2 separate regions of the Homo sapiens genome follow, and region 2 is linked to region 1. Evidence: read pairs that join two places in POLR2A ChIA-PET (ENCODE). Cell type or tissue: PC-9. All regions are shown on one strand. Each heading gives the region's core, and the rest is flanking DNA. Links, peaks and the distances in the headings are about the cores only. Region 1 has its middle 14 kb from the start of HMOX1. Region 2 has its middle 24 kb from the start of RBFOX2.

What was found. Peaks named below come from ENCODE experiments on the same cell type or tissue, not always from the same donor. Only the 100,000 strongest peaks of a DNase experiment are listed, where the experiment ranks them.
Region 2: POLR2A ChIA-PET joins it to region 1 with 25 read pairs; 5 of 35 experiments call an interaction of 5 or more read pairs at or near these places.

The regions. Positions count from the first base shown.
Region 1 is chr22:35,365,669-35,368,576 of GRCh38, reverse strand. No RefSeq gene overlaps it. Among named protein-coding and RNA genes, the nearest start is that of HMOX1, 14 kb to the left of the region's middle. In PC-9, for the core only: no CTCF peak of the experiment used is centred there; no DNase peak of the experiment used is centred there; H3K27ac peaks cover 536 bases.
Region 2 is chr22:36,051,695-36,054,602 of GRCh38, reverse strand. No RefSeq gene overlaps it. Among named protein-coding and RNA genes, the nearest start is that of RBFOX2, 24 kb to the right of the region's middle. RefSeq lists an enhancer at 1,378-2,577. In PC-9, for the core only: a CTCF peak has its summit at 2,128; a DNase peak (open chromatin) is centred at 1,802; H3K4me3 peaks cover 1,347 bases; H3K27ac peaks cover 2,500 bases.

The DNA of each region.
Region 1 (2,908 bases), core at 116-2,615:
AGCCTCCTTGCAGGAGAGCTGGCAGGACGGGGCCCCTGGGCAGCTGGGCGTGGTCGGGGGAGTTGGCTAGGAATGGATGAGGAGAAGGTTGAGGGCAGGTTCTCCCTTTCTCTCCCTCCCAGCCGATGCCTGTAGCAGGGTCCTTCTGCCCAGAGCTCAGCCTCAGACCTGTGCAGGAAAGAGAAATGGAATTGGCTGGGAAAGCCCTCTCTGTGCCCCTGTGGAATATGGGGGAGGGATGAAGCTCAAGGTGGCTTTAGAGGCTGTTATGGGAATAACTGAATCCCCTCAAATTCATATGTTGAAACCCTAACCTGGAGTAACTCAGACTATTTGGAGATTGTATTAGGGCATTTATTTATTAATTTTATTCTTTTTTGAGATGGAGTCTCGCTCTGTCACCCAGGCTGGAGTGCAGTGGTGTGATCTCGGCTCACTGCAACCGCCGCCGAGTATCAAGTGATTCTCCTGCCTCAACCTCCCGAGTAGCTGGGATTACGGGCGCCCGCCACCATGCCTCGCTGATTTTTGTATTTTTAGGAAAGACTGGGTTTCACCATGTTGGCCAGGCTGGTCTCAAACTCCTGACCTCAGGTGATCTACCCACCTCGACCTCCCAAAGTGTTGGGATTACAGGCATGAACCACCACACCCCGCCCGTATTAGGGCCTTTAAAGAGATAATTAAATTAAAATGGGGCTGTTAGGGTGAACCCTAATCCAATATGACTGGTGTTCTTATAAGAAAAGATTAGGACACAGACAGGTACAGAAGGGAGGCCTTGTGAGGTCACAGGGAGAAGGTGGCCATCTGCAGGCTGGGGAGGGAGGCTTCTAAAGAAACCAACTGCTTGGCAAGGTGTTAGAGTGCTGGCAGCAGAGAATGGTTGGCTCATGGGTAGTAAGGGGAATTTACCAACAACAGTATAGGTTTGAAAAGGGAAGTTGTATTAGACAGAAAGAACGCTGCAGCAGAGTTCAGCGGGGCGCTTCAGCGAGAGGACTGGGCGTGCCAGGGTAGATTTTCCTTAGAGCCATTTATGGACCTTAAAGCGGGAACTTAAGGGTAATTTGGACCATGTTAGCCGCGTAGGTCACGGTACATGATTACATTTGTAAACATTTCAGTGCCTTGATGTCAGCAAGGGTTGCATGATGAGTTTCTATATGCATGCATTCCAGAGATGTAGAGAAATTCTAATTACTTATACATTTTTAAGAAAGAAGCCTGGCACCAGATGGCTGGCTTCAGATAACAGGAAAGTCTAATTACTTCTCCATTCCTCAGATAAGGAGTTCTGCCTCTGGATGGTTTGTTTGATGGCCACCAGGTGATCTTTGCTCTCATTACCAACCCTGCTAACACCTTGATCTCGGACTTCCAGTCTCCAAAAGTGTGAGAAATAAATTTCCATTATCCAAGCCCCTAGTCTGTGGTACTGTGTTACGGCGGCCCAAGCCAACTAGCACAGGGTCCCAGACTCTAAGACTGGGATTGGCTTTGAATAGAGGGGCTCATTCCAACTCTTCTTTCCTCTCTTCTCTCTTTCTCCCTTTTTATTTTGAAAAAATTTCAGACATACCAATGAGCTGAAAAGAATAGCACCATGAGGCCGGGCGCGGTGGCTCACGCCTGTAATCCCAGCACTTTGGGAGGCCGAGGCGGGCGGATCACGAGGTCAGGAGATGGAGACCATCCTGGCTAACACGGTGAAACCCCGTCTCTACTAAAAATACAAAAAATTAGCCAGGTGTGGTGGTGGGCACCTGTAGCCCCAGCTACTCAGGAGGCTGAGGCAGGAGAATGGCGTGAACCCGGGAGGCAGAGCTTGCAGTGAGCCAAGATTGCGCCACTGCACTCCAGCCTGGGTGACAGAGCGAGACTCTGGCTCAAAAAAAAAAAAAAAAAAAAAAAAAAAATTTAGCCGGGCGTGTTGGCGGGCGCCTGTAGTCCCAGCTACTCAGGAGGCTGAGGCAGGAGAATGGCATGAACCCAGGAGGCGGAGCTTGCAGTGAGCAGAGATCACGCCACTGCACTCCAGCCTGGACGACAGAGCAAGACTCCGTCTCAAAAAAAAAAAAAAAAAAAAAGAATAGAACCATGAACACACCAGTACACCCTCCACCCACATTGCCCATGGTCAGCAGTTTGCTATTTGGTTTTTCTCTTTCTCTCTTTTTTTTTCTTTTTTGTAGCATGTGTTAGAATTTCCTTAATTTGTAAGGCTGAATAATGTTTCCATGTGTGTATGTGTGTGTGTATTCATTTGTATACACACAACACATTTTGTTTATCCTTTCATCCATCAATGGACACGGGTTGCTTTTACCTTTTGGTCATTGTAAATAACGTTGCTATGCATATGGGTTCACAAATATCTGTTCATGTTCCTGTTTTCGATTCTTTTGGATGTATACCCAGAAGTGAAATTGCTTTTTTTTTTTTTGAGACAGGGTCTCACTCTGTCACCCAGGCTGGAGTGCAGTGGCACGATCTCGGCTCACTGCAATCTCCGCCTCCTGGGTTCAAGTGATTCTCCCTCCTCAACCTCCCACATAGCTGAGATTACAGGTGCCCGCCATCACACCCAGCTAATTTCGGAATTTTTAGTAGAGACAAGGTTTCACCATGTTGGCCAGGCTGGTCTCAAACCCCTGGCCTCGAGTGATCCACCCACCTTAGCCTCCCAGAGTCCTGGGATGACAGGCATGAGCCACCACGCCCAGCCTCTCACTTTCACGTTTATGTATTAATTTTTTCAGAGCCATTTGAGAGTAGGTTGTGGACATCATGACACTTCGCTCCTAAGAGCAAGGACATCAATCTATCTTATTATTTGCACATTAAGAAGATCACACAATATTCGTTACTCTCAGTCCAGTCACAATTCCTCAGTTATCTCCAAAAC
Region 2 (2,908 bases), core at 243-2,742, 690 kb before region 1:
TCTCTCTGGCCAGGCGCAGTGGCTCACACCTGTAATTCCATCACTTTGGGAGGCTGAGGCAGGCAGATCAGCAGATAGAGACCATCCTGGCTAACATGGTGAAACCGCGTCTCTACTAAAAATACAAAAAAACTAGCCAGGCATGGTGGCGGGCGCCTGTAGTCCCAGCTACTAGGGAGGCTGAGGCAGGAGAATGGCGTGAACCTGGGAGGTGGAGCTTGCAGTGAGCTGAGATCACGCCACTGCACTCCAGCCTGGGTGACAGAGCGAGACTCCGTGTCAAAAAACAAACAAACAAAAACCAAAAACAAACAAAACAGAAAAAAAAAAAGCCCTGTCTCTAAAAAAATAATAATAATTTTAAGTTAGCCAAGCATGGTGGCATGTACCTGCAGTCCTGGCTACTTGGGAAACTGAGATAGGAGGATCGCTTGAGCCCGGGAGTTCGGGGCTGCAGGGAGATGATCTCACCACTGCACTCCAGCCTGGGTGACAGAGCAAAAAAACAAAAGAAAGAAGAGAAATTAGAGCAACAAAGACAAAGAGACTGAAAATAGGAAAGAAGGCAGGTGCGGTGGCTCACACCTATAATCCCAACACCTTGGGAGGCCAAGGTGGGAGGATGACTTGAGTGGAGGAGTTCAAGACTAGCCTGGGCAACATAGTGAGATCCTGTCTCTGAAAAGAAAAGAAAATAAATGAAAATAAAAGGTGGAGGGGAGGGAAGGGCAGGGAAGGGCAGGTCAAGGAAGGGAAGGAAAGGGAAGGGAAGGGAGAAGGGAAGGGAGGAGGGAAGGGGGAAGGGAGAAGGGAAGGGAGGAGGGAAGGGGGAAGGGAGAAGGGAAGGGAGAAGGGAAAGGAGAAGGGAAGGGAGAAGGGAAGGGAGAAGGGACAGGAAGGGAAAAGGGAGAAGGGAAGGCAGAAGGGATGGGAAGGGAAAGGAAGGGAGAAGGGAAGGGAGAAAGGAAGGGAGAAGGGATGGGAAGGGAGAAGGGAGAAGGGAAGGGAGAAGGGATGGGAAGGGAGAAGGGAGAAGAGATGGGAAGGGAAGGGAGAAGGGATGGGAAGGGAGAAGCAGGGAAGGGAAGGGGGAAGGGAGAAGGGAAGGGAAGGGAAGGCAAGGGGGAAGGGAAGGGAGAAGGGAAGGGAAGGGAAGGGAAGAGAAGAGAAGAGAAGGGAAGGGAAGAGAAAGGAAGGGAATCCAGTCTGGGAGATCCAACATCAGAATAACAGGGGTTCTAGAAGAGAACAGAGAGAATGGGGAGGAAATCATTAATGATCAACTCAAGAAATTTTGCAGAATGCATATTTCTACACTGAAGAACCCTCACAAGTGCTGAGCAAGATGGATGAAAATAGACCCAAGTTAAGGTACGTTGCTGTGAAATTTCAGAATCCTGAGAGGAAAAAGGAAGATTCTATAAGCTTCCAGAGAGGGAAACACAGAATCAGAATAGCTTCAGTATTCCCATAGCAACACTGAGGGCTAGACGATGACCCAATGCTGTCAAAGGTTGGAATGAAAACGATCTGTAATCTGTAATGTAAAATTCTATTATCAGTGCAGGTATTAACCAGGTATGAATATTTGAAATGTTTAGACATAAAAATTTCCAAACATCTAAGATCTCAAAATACTTTCCCACGCAGGCTTTCTTGGCAAGCTACAGGAGGAGAAGCTCCATTGAAACAAAGAGTACAGATTAGGGAATGAGAAGATGTGGGTTCAGTAAGCCAGAGGTCTACTACATGAGAGAGTGACAGTCATACCCCAGACAGTGTGGAGGGAGGGCAACCAGTCCAACCAGTCCCCAGGAAGTCCTGTGACTCAGCAGATAGGCAGACATGTTTGGGTGTTACCACCAAGATCCTAGCTTGAGTTCAAGGAAGAAAATGCTGAGAGACGTGGAGTTTTAACTGTTGTCTAGGGCTGACTTGCCTTGACCAGGTGCTAGAAGAGTTTCTATTCTCCCTGCAGGCGTTTCAGCTTGGTGTTAGTGTTCAGCTTTGGCCCGCTCCAGAGACCTGAAGATAGACCAATGAGCGGAGAAGCGAAACAAACAAACAAACCAAAAAATGGAGCAGGCTCCTCTCCTTGAATGTTTTTCTGCCAGACTGCAGTTCACAGCTCACCCTACAGCTCTTTCAGAGGCCCCCATATCCACGGACTTCCCTGGAAGCCCCTCTTGCAGACAGCTGGAGCCAGACCGTGGATCCACACTTTCGGCCCATTTTCTCCTAGGAAACCTTACCTAGTAGTAGCAATATTGCCTTTTACTTACCATGTTTTGAGCTTGCTTCTTCGTTTTCCAAAACCAAACAAGATATGGATACACATAGATAGTAAAACTGCACAGGAGTGCAAGGGAATGTTTAACTAAAAAATCAGAATAGAGCCCTGGTTCAGTGACTCACACCTGTAATCCCAGCACTCTGGGAGGCTGAGACTGGAGGATCACTTGAGGCCAGGAGTTCAAGACCAGCCTGGGCAATATAGTGAGACCCTTTCTCTACAAAAATATAAATAAATTTTTTCTTTTTTTTTTTGAGACAGTCTTGCTCTGTCACCCAGGCTGGAGTGCAGTGGCATGATCTTGGCTCACTGCAACCTCTGCCTCACAGGTTCATGCAACTCTCCTGCCTCAGCCTCCCAAGTAGCTGGGACTACAGGCACCCACCACCACACCTGGATAATTTTTGTATTTTTTGTTTGTTTGTTTGTTTGTTTGAAACGGAGTTTCGCTCTTGTTGCCCAGGCTGGAGTGCAACGGCACGATCTCGGCTCACTGCAATCTCCGCCTCCCGGATTTACACGATTCTCGTGCCTCAGCCTCCCGAGTAGCTGGGATTATAGGCACCCACCATCATGCCCACTAATTTTTGTATGTTTAATAGAGACGAGGTTTCA